2 separate regions of the Homo sapiens genome follow, and region 1 is linked to region 2. A link is a loop called in an ENCODE intact Hi-C map of the cell type or tissue named here. Cell type or tissue: ascending aorta. All regions are shown on one strand. Links, peaks and the distances in the headings refer to the core of each region. The heading gives the core; the rest is flanking DNA. Region 1 holds the start of ALKBH3-AS1 (ALKBH3 antisense RNA 1). Region 2 has its middle 18 kb from the start of ACCSL.

Region 1 (12,229 bases), core at 2,646-10,645, 110 kb after region 2:
GGAGTTCCAGACCAGGCTGGGCTACATGGCAAGACCGTCTACAACAAATTCTGAAATTAGCCAGGTGTGGTGGGGTGCACCTGTAGTCCCAGCTACTCAGGAGGCTGAGGTTGGAGGATCACCTGAGCCCGGGGAGGTCAAGGCTGCAGTGAGCCATGATTGCACCACTGCCCTCCAACCTGGGCAAAAGAGTGAGACCCTGTCTTACACAAACACACACACACCAATGTAAAGAGTTGCCATGTCTAGCTTGTGAAGTTACAAACGCTTTCTCTTTTTATCTTTCTTTTTAATTTCTTGCAAAGAACACAAACCTCTTTTGTAGTAAGGAGAAAAAACTAATTTTGCCAAGGAAAATAGAAGCCACATGGGTTTACTTCTATCTGTAATGGAAGGCACTGTGTCTTCCTTTCACGTATCCCTCACCGCATCTGACCCACAATCTCTGGATATAAAAGCCCTGGTCTTGAACAGAATTCCAGCCTGGTAATCTTGTTTACTCTTGCAGGCCAAGGCGTTCTGTACAGAGTTTGAAAGTGGCCTGCAAGAACGAGAAAACAATACAGTCCTGTGGGGGTGCATCTGAGCCTGGTCGGCGACCCTTGCCAGGCTAGGAAACGTCAAGAACTGACCCCAAGGGGACAAGGCACTGGAATCCTGGAATCTGTCCAGGGATAGTGCATTAGGAAACCAATTACCTGGGGAGCATGTGGTGGGGCCGCCGAGAGTGAGCAGAGCATCAACGCAAGGCCACTTTGGCATCTGGGAGCTCTCTTCAGTTTGGCCTAAAGAACTTCCAGAGGGGGACTTAAGTGCAGCTGGATCTTAATATGATCAGCTCCACTCGCACACAATTTTCATTTTGGCCATTCTCCAGAAAGCCTCTGCCCAACCCCACTCCCCAACCCTTGCTGACTGCAACAGACACGAGGGCACCAGGGGAGCCTGCCAAGGGGAAAGGCAGGGTCACAGGGCCATCCGTCAGCCACAGAAGGACCGCCCACCCAGCATAAGGATTAAGGTTGGGGTTAGCAGGGCATGTGAAATGGTGCACTTAAAAAATCATATTACTAAGTGGGTTACTGTCAGGCACTATATGCATGGTCTCAAGCCTCACAGGACCGCCAAGAGGGGGCTGCTTCTGAGTCCATTTCACGGTGGAGGAAACAGGCTTGGAGGCTGACTGGTCTGAGGTGACTCAGCTAGAAAGGGCAGAGCTGGGATTCAACCCTGGGTCCACCTGACTGAAGCCTAGGCTCCTTCCACCTCTCCCCACAGGGCTCAGACAGTCATTCCGGCAGATGTGGAGGCTAGGGTAGGGGTGGGGTGTCAGAGCTGCTCCCCAGTTCTACCCTTGCAGGCAGTACTGTGACCGTAAGAGGGAGCATGTACCCCCTTGCAAAAGCGAACGGGGCCAGTCTTGTCTGAAATTGTCCAGCTAATTCCCCTCATCGGTTGGTGCAGAGCTCAGCTGGCACTAGATTCAGGAGGACGACGCTACCTCAAGCTGCAGCAGGGATCCTTGCCACATATCCAGCCACCTGGCTGGTGCAGCGTGGAGACGATCAATACCACTCCTTGGAGGGCTGTCCCAGTAGGCACCGTGACCTTCTGGGGCTGCTTGTTTCCCATGTTCCCTCTTGTCACCAGGCCTCTCAGAGTGGCAGAAAGAACACTGGCCTAAGCATTTGATAGGGACTACTCTCAAGTAGTCCCCTACCGACACCCCACAGGGCTTTAGGGAGTCAAAGGGCAGTATGTGCACGGGAGTTCACCAGCTCTCCTCTCTGCACCCCTCCTCCCAGCAGAGAAGCCTGGAGGAGGGCACAGCTGGGCAGGCTAGGGGAGCAAGAAGCCACACATTCATGCCTCCCCTCTTGATTTTTACCTTCAGGCCAGCTGTCCTCCTTTCCCTCTCACTCCAGGTGAATGGAGGCTGAAAGTCTGAGAGAAAGAGAGAGAAAGCTGGGAAGAAACTGGTGGCTAGTCCCTTGACATGTTTTCAGAGGAAACATTCCAGGAAACAACCCGAAGGAGACACTTCTGTGGGGCTCCCCTCCTCTCTCTGACTTTCCTAAGTTCTGCCCATTTGAACGGCCCCATGGAATCCTTCCTCCAGCTATTCCACATTCTCCAGGCCTGCAGGAGCCCTGATTGCAGAATCCGCCTTTGGTGGGTTCACCCCTAGGGGGCCCCGTGGCCATCCTCCAAGTGCGGACTGGTGGCGAGGCTGGTGTCCTGACCGAACCCCCAGGCAGGTGGCTCAGACTCAGGCAGCGATGACCCAGCTGGCCTCCCAGGGTGCGAGGGGCCTGGGTGCCTTCCTGCGAGGTGGCCCTTCTGGCTCCGCCTCTTGTGCCGCAGGAACGGGTTTGGCCACACATAGCCTGGAGGCTGCGGGGCTAGCACTGGGTTCCCGGCCTCCGGCCTCCGGCCTCCAGGTCCCTGTCCCACTCGCCTGCCCCCGTCCTTCCTGCGGGGAGCAGCACCTCACAACACGGTCACAAGGCCCTCAGGCGCCCACCGCCTCCTCCCACTACCTGGCCAGTGGTGAGCTCCCGCTGGGGCTCCCAGAAAAAGGCACAGGAGGCTCTGGCTGCAGCGCTCCTACCACCCAGGCTGCCGGCCCCAGGGCCAGGGCTGGGGGACGGGAGGTCCCACAGGCCACAGCAGCAGGCACGGCTGGGCTAGCCCTCCAGGGCTGTCTCTCCCAGACCACTGCGGACACCAGATCCCAGATCTGATAAATCCTCTGGGTACTTCAGTTTCCTCAGGTGTTTAGAAAAAACAAAAACAGCCATAGGATTTCTTTTAGGAATAAATCAGATTATGGATGCTGTGGTCCCAAGGGAGTAGTTACTCTGTAAGCTCCCTCCCCACTTTCCCCTTTCCTTCCCTTTCAGATACCAGAATTTGCATCCAGAGCTAAAAGTCAGTGGGCTCAGCCAGAGCAGTGAAGGCGTGTCCACATTCCTGGAGGCCACATGAGAATAGGGACTGTCCTTGTGCTGAGAGAGCGTGACATCACTGCTCCTATGAGGGGGAGTGATGGCACAGAAATCATCCTAACAGCGTCGTACACACAGGCCTCTGCCAGCTCCAAGCAGGCTCATTTGAGAAAACAGCCTTCTTGGTAGTGCTGGCTACGAAGCTACAGCCTAATTTATCCTGTTTTCCTCCACTGTGCTCTGACACTGCCTCCTCTTCCCGCTCCAGCTTAAACACTAACAGACAGCTCAGCCCAACATGGGGCTCTATTCACAGGCTGGGGAAGGCTTTTATAAATGGAGGCACATCAGCTTTAGACCAGCTGGAAAAGGCACCATTAGTCACTGTAGTAAATAAACACTGAAGTCATTTCCCTATTGACACCCAGATGCAGGAATCACATCTAAGAATGGATTCAAGCAGCACCAGTCTGACAAGGGTCTCACATGCGTGTTCCTTCCAAACAGAAAATGGGGTTGGGAAAGAGGGCAGTTGTAGACCAGGTCCCTCTGAGGAGAGCGTGTGGGTGGAATCATGTATAAGTAAAGTTTTAAATAAACAGAATGCATCACTATGGAAACATTCAGCTTTACCAAAGCCACCATTAAAAAAAATAATCAAGACTTAAGATTCAACACTACAAGTGTTTATGACCAGAAAAGGCAAAGTGGGTCTTAGATATTCTGCAGCCAAGTAATAGCTGCCAGAACTCAAAGAAGAAATATTCCCAGCAGGGCAGGAACCCGTCGTTTGTCAAGACTTTCTCTGAAACCCTCCAACTGGAGCATTCAGCGCACTGCAGGGCCTACTTAACTCTTTCAGCATTGCAATGACACAATTCAGGAGACGGCTCTATAGTGACTGTGTCCAGACAGACCTGCCACGCACTAGGGCAGGATCACATCAGCCACAGAGGCAGAGAGTGGGTGCCACAAGGAAAGGGCAGGTTTATTAGCTGTGACTCAAACTTATCAGGAATTGTCAATGCCACCCGAGCTAGTGGGTTAATGATGGATCAATGTGGATCCTGATTTCAACACTGGGGATGCAATCTGGTGCTAAGTGTGTGTTCCAACCCATGTTTGAAGCAAGTTGCCTGTTATAAAGAAGACATTTTTAGTGTGGAGCCTGATGTTTCTTTGGGCTGCTGACTGGAGTAATGGTGTTGGTAAGTATTGTGAAAAAGCCTGCTATGAGTTTGGGTGTCATTCAGGGTCCCCAAGTGTATTCACAGGTAAGAATGAGGTGAGAAAGGACCACCGGGGAAAACTTATCTGTCTCTAAAAGTTTCATATCTCTGAAGGTGGATATGGTCAGGAAACACTTGCCAGAAAATCAAGGAAAGTTGGCTGAGAATTTGTCTAACTCACCAGAAGTTGGATTCTGTCCCCTCAAAAGGAGCTTCCCCAATGAAATGGGCAACTGCTAGTCCAGTCACCAGCAGTTTCTGGCTAGAGGATGCTGATGCTGATTAAGGAAAGATGAGATGCAGATGCCTGCCCTGATGAACAGGAAAGTCAGGGAACAAACAGGTGGCCTGTGGTCAGCTGTGACCAGCTCCACAGGAGCCAGCCCTGAGGCTCAGGCTCCCGGGAGTGCTCAGCAGACCATTTCGCCTACATTCAGCATGGCAAAGGGAAACCAAACAGGCCGAGAAACTAGCCTGCAGTCTGCAATCTGGTTCTGCCACTACAAGCCCTGTTAACTTACCTAACGTCTTGGAGATCAGTTTCCTAGCCTCTACAATGGGAATAGGACCTCTCTCTTGCAGCGCTGTGGGAAGGATAAGGGATTATGTATAAAAGCTCCTAGGACAGTGCCTGCTGAAGCTCAGAAGAAGGGCAGCAAAAACAAAACCGAAACCTGTTTTTCTTCATGCTACCGCTGTTATATTTGCTTCCTCAGCTTTACACGCGATGTAAGCAAAAACAGCTTCACCTCTAATTCCTAGTTCAGATCTAGCACCAGCAAAACAAAGCAACAGGCTGCTGCAGTCACTGAGGCACACTGCCCTTTGCCATGGTCTGGAATTCCTGTCCATGCCTACACCCTGTAGTTTTACTCTATGGCAAGTACCTACTTGCCATTTCAGAAGGGACATTATCTTAATGGTAAAGAAAAGGGCAGTTCTGGCATGTGGTATCTGGAGTGACAGCAAGAAAAACAAAACTGAAGATTTGCTGCTCTCAGACCAAGAAACCCAGGTGGTGGCCCACTCCATCTGCTGTAGAGTAGAAATGTTTCCCTGGAAGACATGGGTGTGACAAGTGAAGAGATCAAATGCACAGCTGCCACACGGGGAGATCATGACCCTCCATTAAGAAAGAGGGACGCTGGAAGACTTGGAACCATCTGCCAGTTCTTTCATTAGTAAGGAATGGAAGATAAATTTCCTAGTGTCATGCATCAAACTGATCACCAAAGCTGGCTGTATCACCTGGCCAGGTATTATTTGCATTAATAGGAGAACAGCTAAGCATTGAAAAGAGGCTTTATTTTATTCCTATGGTGATTTGAACCTCCCTCACAGGAAAGCTTGGTGTGGTGCTCAAATTTTAGAAAGTATTTCATATTTCTTAGAGAAACAAGCCGTGCTCATTTTTTGTTTGTTTGTTTTTTGTTTTTTAAAAGGGCAGGGGGACTACAATGCCAGGAGCCAGAGAGCTTGTCAGAGAACAGCCTGGCCAGGCATGGTGCTCCATCTGAGTGCCGAGTCAGAGCATGCCCAGCCTTTGGCATTTTCCTATGATCATGGACAGCATCAATCTTACAGCCTGGAATGGAAACAGGATAAAAAGCAAGAAGGCACTGTACCTTTCCCCCACTGGCAGACAGAGAAACTCTAACTCTCCCGCCCTATTTTCATCCATTTAAATTCATTTCCTTTCTCTCAGGTTTTCTGTATCTTGGTTTGGAATGAATCTGGTACACGGCTCCTGAGTCAAGAGGTCAAGAAGACACGTGGTTTTATGATGCAACAATGGGCAGCCACTCTGTTTTGTTTTGGGAACCTCAGTGACATCACAGACTAACCCTTGTACCTTGGGACCTTGTATGTAAGAAAACATTGAGTCAGAAGAGAGCGTTAGTCATAGGGCTACTGAAACACAAGGTGACGAGAACTATTAGGCAATTGAGTGCATTCCCTGCAGGGCTGCTCCCACTTCTATCTGACTTGGGTCTAGATGACTCAAGTGATTCCCGAGGGGAAAATAATCTATGTGGAACAGCTGTCATGAGCAGGCCTTCTGCTGCTCTTCAGCCTCAATTTCAGCCTGCTACTTCCCGTGACATCATTCAGTGATTCCTCCCTTTAAGGGGACAGTTTTCTCTTGTATTACAGGTGACTACTTGAAGGTGGCTAGACGAGAGCATACTGCCACCACTCTTTATTTGGAGGCCTGTAACCTGTCTTGAGTGTGTTGCAGGAAGACTCAGTTACAGTGTTCCCTGAATATGTAGCTTTCCATTACAATAGTATGCAAGCCAAGATGAAACCACCTCTGTTTGGGTTTCAGCAGCTGTCTGCCTACGGAAGGCTCCAGAGTCCCTGACGCATATTTATATCTCCACTTCACTGAAGTCACAAGGAACAAACACGTGAGATTTTCTTTTCCCCAGAGGCACAAGTCCATTGATATTTCTTCAAATGAAGGCGGGGCGTGTGGGGGGCGGGGGAGGGCAGGAGGAAAACTGCTTAGAACAAAATCATCCATGAGCACTGCCACATAGATTTTAATTTGCCTAAAGATGATAGCGATTTTGAGCTGTGGTTAGGGATAACTGTTCCCACAGTAGACCTATTACCAACATGAGTTGCTGGCTTTCATTTAATAGGACTCCAAGCTGGCAAACAAACCCCACCATCTTCCCAACAGCCACATCATGAGATCTAGCAGCACCAGCCTCTTGAAGTGGCTTCTCAGTGGAAGGTTTGCTCCGTTTCAGTGAAGCTTCTCTCTCAAAGCTCTGACGTCACCAGGGTGCCCCTCGAGGGTCTGGATAGACTGTCCGAAAGGTCAGGTTCACTCTCGGTTCTCTAGAGTGGTATTCTTTGGGCACTCGATGCTAAATGGAAATACACATAACTCTGACATAAATACACACATACACACTTTTAGTTCAAAGCGACTTAAAACTTATTCATGAGAATGCAGAAATATTTCCATCTCATCCCCCTTAAATGAGTAGTAAGCTCTTTGAAGTCTTGTGGAGAAAGGTCCCTTCTTTGAAACAAATTTCCATCCCCAGCCCCACTGTGCTATGCCAGCACCTCTGAAGTGAGATATTTTCATCTTTTCTAATTGTTGCTGTTCCTCTCAGACACCTGCCATTTCCCAAATCTCATAAAACATATAAATGGATGAGACCAAAGAGAGGCATGAGATTCCATTCTTATGGTAAGTGTTTTGACATTAACATGTGCACCTTAGAAATGATCTGGCCTAAAAATGGCATGGCCTAGCTGCAGAGCTGTGTATTCCAATAAGATAGTCACTAGCTACCCTGAAGCTATTTAAATTTAAGTTAATTAAAATTAAATTAAAAACTCAGTTCTTTATAGCATGCAAGCCACATTTTAAGAAGTCAGTCATATGTGGCTAGTGACTACTACAATAGGCAGCACAGATACTGAACACTTTCATCATCACAGAAAGTTCTACCGGACACACTAGTGTCCACCTGGATTGTCAGTAGTAGCAAAACTCCTTGGAAAGAATGTCAGCTCATTCCCTCTTGCTCGTTGTAAAAGCAGCTTGCTTTTCACCATGTCTACTTAGAAATAGTCCTCAGAGTCAGGAAACTGCCTCCACATGAAAGCAGATTCATATTACTTGCAGATCCTCACCTGCCAGTCAGCTTGTGTCGCTCCTTCCATGATTAACAAGGTCCCATGATCCAAGGGTATCTTCACTCTTTCCACATATGTGTAGTCTCCATTCTCTTCCTAGAAAACAGCATTTGTTGTAATAAATGTTTTGCCTGTGTAATCAAGATGCAACAGAACCTGACAGAGGTCAAAAAAAAATGGAAACCTCTGCTCAGCCAGACTGTGGGAATCCATATATAGCTCTGTCATTTGGCAGCTGCTTGACTGTTGGCAAGTTACCTCATCTCTCTGTACCCTGACTTACTCATTTGTAAAATGGGGAGGATGACAGTGACTGCCACCTAGGGCTATGGTGAGCCTCCATTGATAGAATATGTGTAAATCCCTTGAAGATTGGCATGCAGTAAGTGCTAGCTATTAGTGTCATCATCATAATCCAAAATGCAGAAAAGCCCATTCTGGCCTAAGAAGGAAATAAAAGTCACCTGTACAAGAATTCTTTACATCTGACTGATGTTGTGCTCTACATTTTGACATACTCAGTGTGGGAAAAATGTCCTTTTAACCAAGATTTGATGCGATGACTTCCTTCACCTTTTCACAATGTATGCTAATTTACTAATTGGCACCTATAGTCTCAATTCTTCTCATGGCTACTATGGAGTTTTGGAGACATATTCCTGCCTCTTTCCAGAACAGACAACAGCAAGATTTTCTCAAAGGGAGCTCTGGCTTGACCAAAACAGTGCTGTCAAACTGAGATTGGCTGTTTACATCTTTGAGGATGGATCACGACTCCTGTACACTTAGGATACAAATGCTTTGTATTTACACAGAGAGCTCAAAAGCAATTTATGTCCAATATTCTCAGGAGTCTTCAGAGCATAAGCTGCAAAGCAATTAACTGGTAGTGTGGCTCCTCCACAGCTGAAAACCAGGAGCATTAAACAACTTCTGTGCTCACAGCAACAAAGAGCATGTCAAGTGCTGAGACTGGGACAGATCTGAGCTTCCTGATTTCTTCACCTCCATTCTGGGCAGAACTGATGGGTCTATTCATTCATCTGCTTCACTTCCGGTAGAAAGGGTTACATTTGGGTTACTGCAGGATTGATTTCAGTGCAAACTGTGTTTATGTTTATTACTGTATGGGTGCTTCTGAGAACTTAACTGTTTACAAAGATTTTCCCTAGGAAAATCAAAATCAAAACAATCATGAACTTGCATAAACAGTCTAAGTTCCAGGCCCCAACTTTTGGCAGTAACTTTGTCAAGCATAGTCATAATTTTTATAGACAGAAGATAGAAGCAATGTTTAAAATAACTTTGGTTTCAGTGATTGATTTTAATTGTGTCTGCCACCTTTTCTCTTCCAGTAATAAGTGGGCACCAAAACATTTACCTTTGACCCCTCAGACAACCAGAGGGCAGTGGGAAGGTGACCCTGCCCTCACTGCAGCCCAGCTCCATCTCAGAAAAGCAAAACGCTGCTCTGATTTAAAAAAAAAATCCAGACAGAGGAGACACATGGTCCTACTGGGGAAAAGATATCCGGAGGGAGTGCACTGACCATGAGATTAGACAGTCCAAGGCTCCTTAATTTAGGCTGTATAGTCAGCTATCAGATCAAGGTTCAACACAGCTAGAAGCAGAAGAATTTCTGCTACCCTCTACATAATCAGAGAGTGCAACATGGGCTTAATCTACAAATCAAGTACAGACACTAAGGAGAATAAAATAAAGTAGAAAGGAAAGACACTTAACCACAACATGAAGGCAATTCTGAGATGAAGATCTCCTAGAACATTAAAAACACTGTTGGGGAGAAGGAGGTGCTAGATCAGTGGAAGAGAATAGGTAAACACTATAGTTCCACCTGGAAACATGAAGCAGGAATCCACCTCACAAGTGAAAGAGAATTCCGAAATGTATCAGCACTGATGGAAAGTGATGTTCAATGATCACATTTCACATACTGTTCCTAAGATCTGAACTTTTCAAATGAGAGAAAGTCTCAGGTTGGTTTTGAACACATTACATTCAACATAACCATTAGCCATACCAAAAAGCAGACAAGGGTGAGCCTTCGTTTGGGAGGGAGCCACTCGAATCAGTCCACAAAGGAGACACCCTTACACAGTGTACCCTCTGTGAGAAGTGATATCATTCTTTGCTGCTTGTTATTTATTCCTTCTAAGATCTTTGACTTAGAAGATGCATTCCTAATTTGCAGAAGGAGACAGACAGGAAAGAGGGCAAGGGATCCTACTAATGCAACACAGAGCTCACAAATGCATCCTTCCCTCGAGGCCAGAGTGGCAACAGACCATAGAGCCACCCTTCAACTGAAGCAAGATGCCCTTCAACTGAAGCAAGATGCATGGAGACTGTTTCCACTTAGGAGTCAGATAAAAGGCCAGAGGAACCCACATGGCTGTGCATAAAGGCTCCAGTTGATAAATGGATAAGCAACAGTGGAAACACAGGTCAGACTGTTTAGAAGAGTGCCTTCCTAGTCATTAAGCGTGGTTAAGTTACCCAAACACATCTCTGTAGCCCTTTTGATTTACTCAGGGTTTTCTTCAAAACAAAACAAAACACACCCCCCAAAACCAGGGCTAAGGATAAAATTTTCCATCACTCATCCTGGTTAAAAGCAGCTTTTAGGGTCACACTCAAGCTACAGGGTGGGTTTTGTTATTGATGTTCTTGGTTTTCCAAATACTTGAAACCCTACGAGTACATGGAAAAAGCGAAAAACATGTATTTTTATATTAATGCTGATCAACATTCTCATTCCTCCAACCGCAGCCAGTTCATTTGAAGGCTTAATTATGCTTTTCTAAAGCTTCTCACAACTCTTACCTCCACCTCACCAACATATCCTATTCAGTTTCCTTTAAGAAAATGCTATTTGGGGTGAAAAAATCTGGATGTATTTACTGTTATGTCATTATTAACCATCCAACAGATGGGAAACCTAAACATTTTTCTTTCCATTGGAAAGGTAATTCATACTGTATGAGATTTGGAGTTTTCTTAAAATCATCCCTTTCTTGTCCTAAAAGAATGTCTTAGAAATTACAAACAATCATCAATGCTTTAAAATCATCATACAGGTTTTCCTTCTAGAATATAAAAAGTAACATAAGTTTACTAAAGTAAATGATGCACTTGTAATTATTTATTCAACCTCTGCTCTTATAAACTCCATGAGGGAAAGTTTATGTGGTCTTCCTGTTAAGAAACATTCTCAGTGCCTATCACACATATGAATAAATATGTACTGAATGACTGAGGAAGAGTACACAGAAAATGTAGAAAATCGCCTGTAATCCTATCATCCAGAGTTTATACAACATACACACAGAGTCTTCCAGATATACAATCGTGTGTACTCCATTTTTAATATTTTATTGAGCATTTTTCTATATCTTTAAATATACATTTCAAAAATATGGTTATAGAATATTCCTTTGTATGAACATATCCTTCCTTTAAACTCACAAATACCTTTTGACCACCTGTATATATCAGGCATTATGCTAGTACTAAGGATGGAGCAGTAAGGAGCACATGGTTGGAGATTGATTTTCATACACCAGTATTTTTTTTTAAAAAGAGGGAAAATAAATAAAAAGCTGCTGCAAGCAGATTTTTGGGCAAAACATTTCTGCATATATTTCTAGGATATATTCTTAAAAAATGGAATTACTGGAGCCAAGTGTATGAACTTTAAGGCACTTGATTTATATTACCAAACTGCTTTCTTGAGAAGGCTGCAGCAATCTATAATCTCACCAGGAAAACATGACAGTACCTATCTTCTGGCTGAACATTATCAACTGACAGTAACGAAAAACAATTAGGGGAGAAATGACAACTCATTCAAACTTAGAGATCTTGGATTACAAGCCAAGTTCTTTTTTTTTTTTTTTTCTTTTTTTGAGACAGAGTCTCACTCTGTCACCCAGGCTGGAGTGCAGTGGTGTGATCTCGGCTCACTGCAACCTCCACCTCCTGGGTTCAAGCGATTCTTGTGCCTCAGCCTCCCGAGTAGCTGGGATTACAGGTGCCTGCCACCATGCCTGGCTAATTTTTTTTTATTTTTAGTAGAGATAGGGTTTCACCATGTTGGCCAGGCTGGTCTTGAACTCCTGGGCTCAAGTGATCCACCTGCCTTGGCCTCCCAAAGTGCTGGGATTACAGGTGTGAGCCACCACACCCAGCCCAAGTTCAACTTTTTTTTTTTCATTCTGTTTGCTGTTTGTGTTTCTTCTGCTGTGAACACTCTCTGTTCATGTCCTTTGTCCATTGTTCTATGGGGGTGTTAACACTGTTTTCTTATTGATCTACAACCACAGATATTAAGGCATTTGTTTGTCATACTTTTTGCAAATGCTTTTCTCA
Region 2 (12,229 bases), core at 1,886-9,885:
TACACAGAGTCTCACTCTATGGCTCAGGCTGGAGTGCAATGGCGTGATCTCGGCTCACTGCAACCTCTACCTTCCAGGTTCAAGCAATTCTCCTGCCTCAGCCACTTCAGTAGCTAGGACTACAGGCATGCAGCACCATGCCTGGCTAATTTTTGTATTTTTAGTAGAGACAAGGTTTCACCATGTTGGCCAGGCTAGTCTCAAACTCCTGGCCTCAAGTGATCCGCCTGCCTCGCCCTCCCAAAGCGCTGAGATTACAGGCCTGAGCCACCGTGCCCTGCCCCTTCAGCTATTCTTTATGGTTCTAATGCCTCCCAGATATTCTCTGGCCTTAGCACTCAGACCCAGACTGTGAAGATCTTGAAGAGAGGAACTAATGCTTTACTCTGCTTCTTTCTCCCTTAAGCCCATGGTGGCTGAGCATACCGTAGATGCCAAGTAGCTGCTTTTTGTTTACTTGTTTACTGTTTACATGGGAAAACAGATCCAAAAACCAGCTCTCTGCTTTCCAGGGAATTTTTAACCACAGTTGAAAATGACATCTGTGTCCTGTTGGACAACAGAGAGGAAGGAATTAGCATTATTCATTCACTCAACAAGTATTTATTGAGCAACTGACATGCTAGACACTGCTCTAGGTGCTGGGAAGAGAGACGGCAACGAGACAGACACAACCCTCTTGCAATTTACCTAAAGCAGGTGACAGAAAATGAGCAACATATATAAATAAGTATAATGTAATTGGGTAAGTGCTGTGAAGAAAACTCAAGTTGGGTAGGATATTGAGAGCAAGAGGGGGTGCTATTTAGGTAGGATAGTTGGGCAAAGACCCACAGGAAGCAAAGGAGGAACCTACATGGATCTCTGGGGGAAGGAAGAATGTTCCAGGCAGAGGGAATGCCAAGTGCAAAGGCCCTGGGATAAGAGAGTGTATTTGCTGTAGTTGAGGAATGGATCTGCAAGATTTCATAAACCTGGATAGCCACTTTAGCTTTTACTATGAGCATGATGGGAAGATAATACAGGTGCTCTAGAGCTACTGTGTGAGTTACTCATTGCCTTGTGGAGCTGGCTAGAGGCCCCTGAACCACTCAGGGTGCCTGGGACTCTGTGAGGTTCATTCCCTGACTTAAAATTCACTTGTTCTCATTGCTAGAATGAAGCACCTGATATGGTTTGGGTATGTCCCCACCCAAATCTCATCTTGAATTGTAGCTCCCACAATTTCCACACTTCATAGGAGGCACCTGGTAGGAGGTAATTGAATCATGGGGATGGGTCTTTCCCATGCTGTTCTCATGATAGTGAATAAGTCTCATGAGATCTGATGGTTTTATAAAGGGGAATTTCCCTGTACAAGCTCTCTCTCTCTCTCTCTTGCTTGCCACCATGTAAGACATATTTTTTGCCTTCCACCATGATTGTGAGGCCTCCTCGGCCATGTGGAACTGTGAGTCCATTAAAACTCTTTTTCTTTATAAATTACTCAGTTTCAGGTATGTCTTTATCAGCAGCATGAAAACAGACTAATAGAGCATCCTTGCTCCTCAAAAGCTAAGGTCTTCATCGGGGTTTCCTGGAGCCCCAGAGCAATATGCTCAGCCAGGGGCCATGTCAAAATCACTGGGAAGCTTTTTTCCAAAAACAAATGCCAAGTCCCACCTGTGCCTCGCTGACCCAGTCTCTGGGGTGAGCTATGGGCTACACACTGCTCATGAAGACCCACAGTCCCAGATGGGGTGTGGGTGGACCCCCACCCTAAATTGTATCTACATGTACATGTGGTGTTAGGGGGATGATAATGACCACAGCTTGCATTAGACGCCCCCAAAGATGGAGAATCATATTCCAGGCAAACCAAATGGGGCTGCCACTGAAATGGCTGCACAATGACAGCCCAAGCCCGGCTGGGCTTGACCCCTCTCCCTCCAGTTCCTTTCCTTCCCACCCACTGCCCCCACCCCCATCCCTTCTGCCAATGTCTTCTTTCTCGGGCTCCTGCATCTCATTACTTTGCTTAGATGTATTTTGATGGCAGTGTCTCCCTTCCTTCCAGCACTTAGGATGCCACCAGCATCCAATACCTCTTCAAATATGAATAAGCTGTTTTCCTTGCCAGAGCTGCGGCTCAGTGAAGTCAGTCTTTTCTGGGCCCTTTCTGTTTACTCTCCCCCCAAACAAGGTCTTCCTGCTTCAGCTGTCAAAGAGGATTTTGTTCCAGTGACCCATTTCTCCCCCTGCCCAGGACTTGGTATCCTGCTTGGGACACAAAGAAAAGGGTTTTGTTTCATTTTCCATTGACACTATCTACCACTGTCACCCACATTTCAAATCCGAGGGGCCCCCTTTAAGAACTCTGGTGCTGTGGGGGAGATCAAATGACCTCAGCCCTGGGCATGCTGGGGGTGAGGAGGCTGGAGACAACAGTGGTGGCCGTGTCAATGGCCTGGTTCCCTGGCTGGGAAGGGGTTGCTATCTGGCTTTGGCAGGCACTGAATTCATCTGCTCATTTTCTGGGCCTGTTTGCCAGGATTCCCTAAGAAGTTCCTTTCTCTTCAAGAGGTATGGTATGGTGTGTTGTGGTCTGATACGGAGTTTTTGTCAAGAGCCCAGGGTTCATGCCGCAAGTTCAAGTCCCAGCTCAGCCACTTACAGACCACGTGGCCAGGCAAACTACGTGGCCATGGGTGAGTTACTAAGCATCTCTGGGCTTCAGTTTCTCCTCTGTGAAGGAAGGTCAGGGAGGAGGGCTGGAGAGGTTATGTGAAATAACAAATATAAATTTGAGCCTCTTCCTTCCAAGTTCCATCCTGCCATCCACCAAACCCGACTGTTCGTCCACCTGACCATTTAAACTTTCATTCTTTCATTATTAACTTTTGTTGAGCCTTACTCCACTGTGCACTCACCAGTCTTCTGAGACTGAGGCTGATACAAGAAACATTTTGGAGGGAGTTCCTGCCGACTCCTCCCACTGTCGCCAGGGAGGCTTGAGCTCTGTAGAGAAGTCTCCACCCGCGTCTCCCTCGGGGGAGCCTCTCAGAGATGATGAGCTGAGAGTTTCTGTGGGACTTTTCCTCCCAGTCATACCACATTTGTGAGTTCCTTCCCACTGGGAAAATTCTTGGCAGGAGGGCTTTTCCTTGATTCTGAAAGGCCCATTCTGACCTACTGGGCTTCTGTTGACCTAGGTCTCCCTCAAACCTGGACCTGCAGAGCTGGTCTTCACCACTTCCCTTCTTCGTAGGAATTCTTGAGCGGGGACAATGCCCACGTATCCGCCCGCTCCCCACTCCAGTCCACTCTGCTATGTTTTCCCAGAGCTAGGAGTGCTTATTTAATGCCTCAAGCCTTCCAGAGAGCAATTTCATCATGCCCCAGCCCCAGGTTATTGGGCGCATTGAGGCACCCCAGACACTGTGCTGAGCACTTGGCAATGTTATTTCATCCTCCTCCCCGCACCCTGCAGCTGCCTGGACCATTGCTGACCCACAGTGAATAATGCCTTCTGGTATTCACGCCCTTGCACATGGACTCTGGATTTGGCCATGTGACGTGCTTCAGTCAGCGAGACATGAACAAGAGCCATGCAAGCAGAGCTTGACAAGTGCAGTGGGTGGTCCAGAAGCCAGTGCCATGCTGCAGAGCAGCTCAGACTGCAGAGTGACGAGAGGACATGTAGAGAGAGACCCTGGAAGGTGAGGCATCTTGCATATCCCAGCCCCAGCAAAGCACCCATTAGATTGCAGCCACATAAGCAACCTTGGCAATGCCATGTGAAGCAGAAGGACCCCTAACTGAGTCCCATTCAGCAACAGAATTGTGAGAAATAATACATTATTGTAGTCTTAAGCCGCTAAGTATGAGGACAGTTTGTCACACAGCAATAGAAATTTGAAATAAAACCCTCAGACCCAGATACTATGATAATCAGTCCCATTTCACCGATGCTGACTCTGAGATTCAGAGAGCTTGAGGGAATTTCCCAAGATTGCCCCTGAGTAAGTGAATGTGGTGGCCGTGAAACATGCACCTTGGATCTCCTGCTGGAGGGAGTTTAATTGACTGACAGCCCCCGCGACTGTCCACCTGCATCCGCCACCATCCACACTAAGGCTGTGTCTTCTCCAGGGCTGCCCCCAGCCAATAAATGAGCACAGCCAAGGTACTAGCACAAGCCTCTTCCTAGGAGACGTGAATTCCTCCATCAGTCTACTTTGGCTCAAAGACTCCCCATCAGCCTGACTCAACCTTTCTTGGAAGTGTGTGGCAGTGCAAGACTCTTCCTACCTCAATCCCCATCCTTCTGTCTTCTCTCCCTGGGTCACACAGTCTGAAGGCCCTCCCACCTCCTCCTGCTCCCTCTCTTTCATCCATTGCAGGTGTTTCCTCCAATAAATATATTGCATTTCTAATCCCACCCAGTGGGAAAGCTAAGATTCAAGCCCATGGAGCCTCTGTCTTGATGCTTTCCTTTGTTTTCCTCGAGACACTTTTCCTCCTAGGAAAAACGAGCATCTTCAAAAATCAATACCATCCAGATCTCAGAAGTTCTAAGGCCACAGGAAAGGAAAACTTCAAAGACAAGAAAAACAAGGTGCAGGAACCTCAGCAGATACCCTGGGGGAGCCGGACTGACATCTGGGTCTTCAGGAACTGATGTGATCCAGGAGCCTCTGCTGGAAGGGATGGCAGGGGGCAGGATGACGTGCGAACGTTTATTCTCTGTCCTGAGCTCTTTACACACATTATCTCATGGAATCCTCCTAACCATTCACAAGCCAAGTAGTACCATTCCCATTTTACGGAGGACATGAGTCTCAAAGAGGTGAAGCAGGCTGCCTTGGGTCACACAGCTAACACAAGGCAGGGCTGAGACTTAAACCCCAATGGAGGGAAACAACAGTCAGGTGCCTTCCAAATCCTGGGTGTAAATCCCTGCCTTTTGTGTGTTCCTGGGAGGCCTTGGGCATGTTGCTTAACCTCTCTGAGTTTCAGTTTCCCCGTGTATAAAACTAGGACCCTCCTTGTCTCTTCCTCCTAAGAGCATTGTAAGCATAGAGAATGAGTCTTGTGTGATCATGTGTTAGATGTGTTAGTCAGACCTTGACTCCCACCCCAGCCTCCAGACCAGCCAGTTTTCCATTACACTGAGTTGTTTCCATCCTATTGACACAAACAAGATAAGAATTTTTTTTTAAACCCAAACTCCAGGCTGATCACAAATTACACAAGAGTTGATGTCCATGTCTGATTCATAATCTGGTGTTGCCTTCGTTTCTATAAAAAAAACAATACATCAACAACAAAAAACCAGATAAATTAGCAAGGGACACACAAAAATTGAAGGCTCCAAGCCAGGATCCAAAAAAAATCCCCTGGATTCTTTCCCCATGAGGGGAGGTTTTCCACAGGGACGCAGTCCTGTGCCTTGGCTCAGAGACTCATGCTGCTTTCTCCTTGAAAAAGCTCCTGGGCTAAAAATAGCCAAGCAGCAGGCGGCCCCTTCTGGGGCTTGGAGAATAGGCGGGGAGGGATGGAGGGGAGGGGGCCTAGGCTTCTGGACGTCTGTGTCCATGAGAAACAGGAGGGAGAGTGGGGCTCTACAATCTGGGGTTTTAGGGAAAGGTGGGGAGAAGGGGCTTTGTAGTGAAGGGGAGAAAGAAATGGGTCAAGACTCCTCAAATTTGTTGAGCCAGAGAATCCTGAGGAATCACTACTAGTGTTCTCAGATTTACTGGGGAGAGAGAAAAGGGCCCAGGGAGAGACAAGTAGACATTGATAGACCAGGAAGAGAGAGGCAGGTCACCACTGTCACTAAGCAAGGAAAACCAGGGGGAGCCCCTTTATACTAAAAAAAAAAAAAAAAAAAAAAAAAAATCAACCAAAGAAACAAGCAAACATAAAATAAAATAAAATAAAATAAAATAAAATAAAATAAAATAAAATAAAATAAAATAAAATAAAAACAAGGCCCAGGGGACCCTGGTTTGACTGTTTGACATGAACCCAAGTCAATGGAGTCACTTCCAAGAACCTCATGTTATACAAAAGTTATCCCCTTGCCCTTTCAGTTCTGTCCCAGGGACCCCTGCTTAGATTCCATTCTTCTTTATCCTAAGTGATCCCTTAGCCAATCCAAGATCACACTGCTCCTCTGGAGGGCCAACTCACCAAGCAATCAGGCAAGGATGTAAGCAGAATCGGGGGCTCTATGGAACTTGGGGTTATGGACTCTTTGAAATTAGAAGGTATCTTCCAGATTATTCATACTCCCTTGTTTAGGCCTCAACATGCAGATGGGGCAGCTGAAGTCCAGAAAGGGTGAGTAGCTTGTCCAAGTCACCCAGCAAGTGTGCCAACTCCCAATCCAGCACCACCTCACTGCATGAGCTGCCAGTGATTCATTCTGACCAGGACTTCATTCATTCAGCAATAATGACTGAGCACCTACTCTGCACCAGGCACTGTTGCAGGTGCATAGGTATCCAACGGTATACAGAGAAAGCCTCTCTGATAAGGTAGCATTTGAGCAAAGGTTACCTGAAGGCAGCAAAGGGTGAGCCATGAGAATATCCAGAACAGTCTAGTCAGGGGCAACAGCAAGGGCAAAGGCCCTGAGGCTTCTCATGTTGAAGGAACAGCAAGAAGCTGGATGGCTGGAGGGGAGTACTCAGAGATGAGGTCAGAGACAGAACAGGAGGGACCTGCAGGCCTCTGGAAGGATCTTGGCTTTCTCCTAGAGAGGCCAGAAGCCTTTGTAGGGTTTTGAAGAAGACTAGATCTAATTTAGCACATAGAAGGATCCCTCTGATTACAGTGTGGAAAAGATGCTGTTGCAGAGGCACAATGGCGGGGCCAGATAGGAGGACATCATAATAGCCCCAGGGCAAGGTGGTGACAGTGTGCTCAGCATGATCACTGCCCGGGAGTGAGAAGTGGTTGGATTCTGGGTGGAGGTCAAGCCTACAGGATCACCACACCCCAGCCCAGCCTGAACACACCTGTTCTAAAGGACACATCCATTCCAAACTTATTCCAAACTTATTGTTTAAGCTAACTCATTTTTCTACTACTTTGTGGCTTACAAAACATTCCTCCTGTATGATTCCACATGACCCTCATCACAAGCCTATGACATATGTGGAGAAGTCATTATTACTCTTATTACCCTTATTTTACAGACAAGGAGACTGAGGCACAGACAAGACTGATGAAACAAGGCTAAGTCCCTTGGGCAAGGCTGCTCTATCACACAATCCAGGATTTGGGTGCAGAAGCTTTGTCTGCTGACCCCTGGGTAAGGGCTCCCTGTGCCACACACTCTGCTCAATGAAGGTGACGCAGGGATGACTAGAGGATGCTGGCAGACCCATGGAGCAGCTGTAATAAATTTGGTTTATGGCTGAGCTGTCCCAACACAGCAGCTACTAGTCACATGTAGCTGTTTAAATTCAAAATGTAAAAATTAATTCTTTAATCATATTAGCCACATTTCAAGTGCTAAATGTGGCTGGTGGCCACCATACAGCACAGCACAGATAGTAAAACATTTCCATTATCAGAGAAAATTCTACTGGACAGTGCTGGTACAAATAACCTTTCCTGCCCACTCCAACTCTAACTCCCAATGTCAGAATTGAGGGCTTGTGGGTAGAATGTGGTGCCATGCCAACTTCCACTACTCTCAGCTTTTGCCCTGACAACATACCACCTGCACCATATCTTACTTATCTTAATAACTGATTTTAGATGGACTCAATTTTTTTTAAGAGATAGGGTCTCACTCTGTCACCCAAGCAGGAGTACGGTGGCATGATCATAGCTTACTGCAGCCTCAAAATCCTAGGCTCAGGCAATCTTCCCTTTAGCCTCCTAAGTAGCTAAGACTATAGGTGCATGCTACCATGCCCAGATAATTTTTTTGAGAAGACTTGTAGAGATAGAGTTTCACTCTGTTGTGCAGACTGGTCTCACACTCCTGGCCTCAAGTAATCCTCCTGCTTTGGCCTCCCAAAGTGCTGGGATTACAGGCATGAGCCGCCACACCCAGCTTAGATCGATTGACTCACTTTTTAAGCTTAAATATCTATTATATATATGCCTTGTCCTAAGCACAAAGTCATGGGTTTGGTGTACAAATTATGCATACACACAAACATGCAGGCAAAGTTGTTGAATGATGATCTATATATTACCTTAAATTATCTCATTATTGGGAAACACTGGTATGGTGGAGAGGCATGGGCTTAGAAATCAGAAAAGGACTTCACCATTTAACCAGTTGTATGCCCTTGGGAACATTTCTTCACCTCCTTTAACCTTCACCAATCTTTAACCCTCAGTGGGGCTGAAAAAGGGGAAAGAAGAAGGAGGGGAAAGGAATTAACATTTGATGAGCACTTACTCTGTGCCAGGCAAAATGCTAGGTTTCACTATAAAGCTCTCTACCTAATTTTCATAGGAACTCAGCTGGTCCTTTATTGGAACATTTACTTTACATATAAGAAAGCTGAGGCTCCAAGATTTAAAAAGCAAAAGCAGAACTGGAAGATTCTATAGGCGGCTATGAAAAGCTCCAATTTATTTCTGGGAATCTAGAAGTCCACATGCATGTTCAGAGGCATGCACATACCCATGAAAGATCTAAGAAGGCCCACATCTCTCTCCTCTGGCTGACCTTGAGCCTCTGCCCAAGGAAGTAAAGGCTAAGGCAGAGTTGTAGACTGTCTGCCAGAGCATTAAAGACATGCCCCAATGAACACAAAATACCTCTTGGCAAAGGCTGAGAAACTTATTGTATCTAGGCGTTTAAGGAAATCTCTGTCCAATCATTAAAAGACCAGTAAGCTAACAAGCAGACTTCAGGGATCACGCATGATAAAGAATATAGACTTTAAAGAATTAGTCGGCTGGGTGCGGTGGCTCACGCCTGTAATCCCAGCACTTTGGGAGGCCAAGGCGGGTGGATCACTTGAGGTTGGGAATTCGAGACCAGCCTGACCAACATGGAGAAACCCGTCTCTACTAAAAATACAAAATTAGCCAGGCGTAGTAGCACATGCCTGTAATTCCAACTACTCGGGAGGCTGAGGCGGGAGAATGGCTTGAACCCAGGAGGCGGAGGTTGCAGTGAGTTGAGATCATACCATTGCACTCCAGCTTGGGCAACAAGAGTGAAACTCCATCTCAAAAAAAAAAAATTAGTCTAGATAAGTCACTAAATAAACAAACAATGACAATAACAAACCCTAGTGAAGGGACAGAATCTGATTTTCAGAGTTGCCACATTATGTTATTTTAGATGTCCATATTTCAATTTAAAAATTACAGGACACACTAAGAAACAGGAAAGTATGGCCTATACATAAGAACAAAAAGCATTCAATTAAAACTATCCCTCAGAATGCCCAGATGTTGGATTTACTAAAGACTTTAAATCAGCTATGATAAATATAGTCAAATAACTAAAAGAAGTCAAGCATAAAGAATTAAAAGAAAGTAATGAGAACAATGTCTCACCAAATAGAGAATATCAATAAAGAGGTAGACCTTTTTTTTAAGGAAGCAAATAGGAATTCTAAGTTAAAAGCACAATAGCTGAACTGAACAGTGTATTAGAGGGGCTCAACAGTAGAATTGAACAGATAAAATAAAGAATCAGAAAACTTGAAGATAGATCAATTGAGATTGTCCAGTCTGTTTAGCAGAAAGAAAAAAGAATAAAGAAAACCAAACAGAGACCTGTGACAAACCATTAAGTATACCAGTATATGCATAATGGGTGTCCAAGAGGACAGACAAGGAGGTAGAAAGAATATTTGAAGAAATAATGGCTGAAAACTGCACAAATTTGATGAAAATATTAATCTGCACACCCAAGAAGCTCAACAAGTTCCACTTAGGATAAATTCAAAGGGTTGCACACCTTGACACACCCTAGTCAAATGGTTAAAAGACAAAGAAAAAGTCTTGAACACAACAAGAGCAAAGTTACTCATGTACAAGAGCCTCTTAATAAGATCAGCAGTTGACTTTTCATCAGAAACTATGGAAAGCAGAAGGCATGGGGATAACATATTCAAAGTGCTGAAAGAAAAAGACTTTGAACATGAATTGTATATCCAGCAAAACTATCTTTCAGAAATGAAGAAGAAATTAAGACATTCCTAGATTTTTTTTGTAACTGAGAGAATTTATCACTAGCAGACCAATCCTATAAGAAATACTAAAGGAGTCATTTAGGCTGTATGAGCTAGCCAGGAACTCAAATCCACATGAATAAATATAGAGTATAAGTAATCACATAGGAAAATATGAAAAACAGTTCAAAGATATGTTTTTGTTTATAACTCTTATTTTACTATCTGATTTAAAAGATAATGGTATAATTCAATAATTACAAAACTGTTACAGTCTTATCATGCATAAGGATGTAAGTTGTATGCCAACAATAGTAGAAAGGAGAGGGACAGCAATGAACAAAGTTATGTTAAAATAAAGTTTTTGTATAGTATACTATTGAAATTAAGTTGATACTAGTACAAACTAGATTGTTTTAAGTTAAGGTATTAATTGTAATTCCCAGGGCAACCACTAAGAAAGTAATTTTTTAAAAAAAGTGAAACAAGAAGCAAGTTAAAATTATATATTTAAAAATATCCATTTAATACAAATAGGGCAGCAATGATAGAATACATAGAGAAAAAGACATAGGACATTTAGAAAACAAATAACAAAATGGCAAGTGTAAACCCTACCTAAACGGTAATTACAATAATGTAAATGGATTAAATACTCCAAGCAAAAGGATAAGACATATCATCCAATTATATGATGTTTATAAGAAATACACTTTAGAATCAAACACATAAACAGATTGAAAGTAAAAGAATAGAATATTTACTATGCAAATGTGCCTAAAAGAGAGCTGGAATTGCTATATGCAAATGTAAGACAAAATAGACTTTAAGACAAAATCATCATTGGAAACAAAGAAGGGCATTTTTAAATAATAAAATGATAAATATATCATAAAAACATAACAATTCTATGCATCTATGCACCCAACAAACAGCCCCAAAATACATGAAGCAAAAAATAACAGAAATGAAGGGAGAAATAGACAATTCAATAATAACAGAAACTTTAATACCTCACTTTCAATAATGAATATAACAACCAGGCAGATCACCAGCAATGGAATAGAACATTTAGACAACATATAAACCAACTAGATCTAATGAACATCTATAGAACTCTCTATCCAACAACAGCAGAATACACATTCTTCTCAAGTGCACATGGAACATTCTCCAGGATAGACCATATGCCAGCCCATAAAACAAGTCTCAATAAATTTAAAAGTATTTTTTTCTGACCACAATTGAATGAAATTGGAAATCAATGTATTAGTTAGGGTTGTCCAGAGAAACAGAAGCAATAGGATGTATACACACACACACACACACACACACACACACACACACACACACAGAGAGAGAGAGAGAGAAAGAGAGAGAGAGATATACATGGGAGAAGATTTATTATGAGGAGCTGGCTTATGCAATTATGGAGGCTGAGAAGTCCCATAATCTGCCATCTGCAAGCTGGAGACCCAGGAAAGCTGGAGGTATAGTTCCAGATTGAGTCCAAAGGCCTGGAAAACAAGGGAGCCAGTGATGTATATCCCAGTCCAAGAGCAGGAGAAACTGATGTGCCAGCTCAAGTAAACAAGCAGGAAGCAAAAAAGTGAATCCCTCCTTCCTCTGCTTTTTGTTCTATTCAGACCATCAGTAGACTGATGATGCCCACCTACACTAGGGAGCACAATCTACTTTATTGAGTCCACTGATTCAAATGCTAATCTCATCCAGAGACACCCTCACGGACACACTGAGAAATAATGTATAATCTGTATACCCATTGCCCCAGTCAAATTGACACACAGAGTTAACCATCACAATAACAACAGAAAATTCAGGAAATCCACACATATGTGGAAATTAAACAACACACTCTTCAATAACCACTGGATTAAATAATAAATTACAGGGGAAAGTAGAAATGATCTGAGATTAATAAAAGTGAAAACACAACATACCAAACTTATGAGAGACCACTAAATTAGTACTTAGAGGAAAATTTATAACTATAAACATTTATATTTTTAAAAAAGAAAGCTCTCAAATAAATAACCTAACTTTCCACCTTCAGAAATTAGAAAATT

The links. A loop is a pair of places that touch in the nucleus more often than their neighbours do. Peaks named below come from ENCODE experiments on the same cell type or tissue, not always from the same donor. Only the 100,000 strongest peaks of a DNase experiment are listed, where the experiment ranks them.
Region 1: a loop joins it to region 2, with 7 times the contacts of the local background. A loop is called at or near these places in 4 of 110 quality-filtered maps.

What each region holds. Positions count from the first base shown.
Region 1 is chr11:43,914,745-43,926,973 of GRCh38, reverse strand. ALKBH3 (alkB homolog 3, alpha-ketoglutarate dependent dioxygenase) reads right to left here. Exons shown (of 10, transcript NM_139178.4): 9 at 7,838-7,936; 10 at 6,700-7,056. The coding sequence ends at 6,964. It overlaps ALKBH3-AS1 (ALKBH3 antisense RNA 1), which reads left to right and starts at 6,030. Exons shown (of 6, transcript NR_038907.1): 1 at 6,030-6,100; 2 at 6,510-6,588; 3 at 7,312-7,388; 4 at 10,053-10,305. It also overlaps a transcript of ACCSL not described here. RefSeq lists an enhancer at 5,549-6,748. In ascending aorta, for the core only: no CTCF peak of the experiment used is centred there; DNase peaks (open chromatin) are centred at 3,043, 3,393, 3,793, 6,053 and 1 weaker place; H3K4me3 peaks cover 2,440 bases; H3K27ac peaks cover 7,256 bases.
Region 2 is chr11:44,023,709-44,035,937 of GRCh38, reverse strand. It overlaps a transcript of ACCSL not described here. Among named protein-coding and RNA genes, the nearest start is that of ACCSL, 18 kb to the left of the region's middle. In ascending aorta, for the core only: no CTCF peak of the experiment used is centred there; DNase peaks (open chromatin) are centred at 3,048, 3,527, 5,117, 5,447 and 1 weaker place; H3K4me3 peaks cover 677 bases; H3K27ac peaks cover 5,629 bases.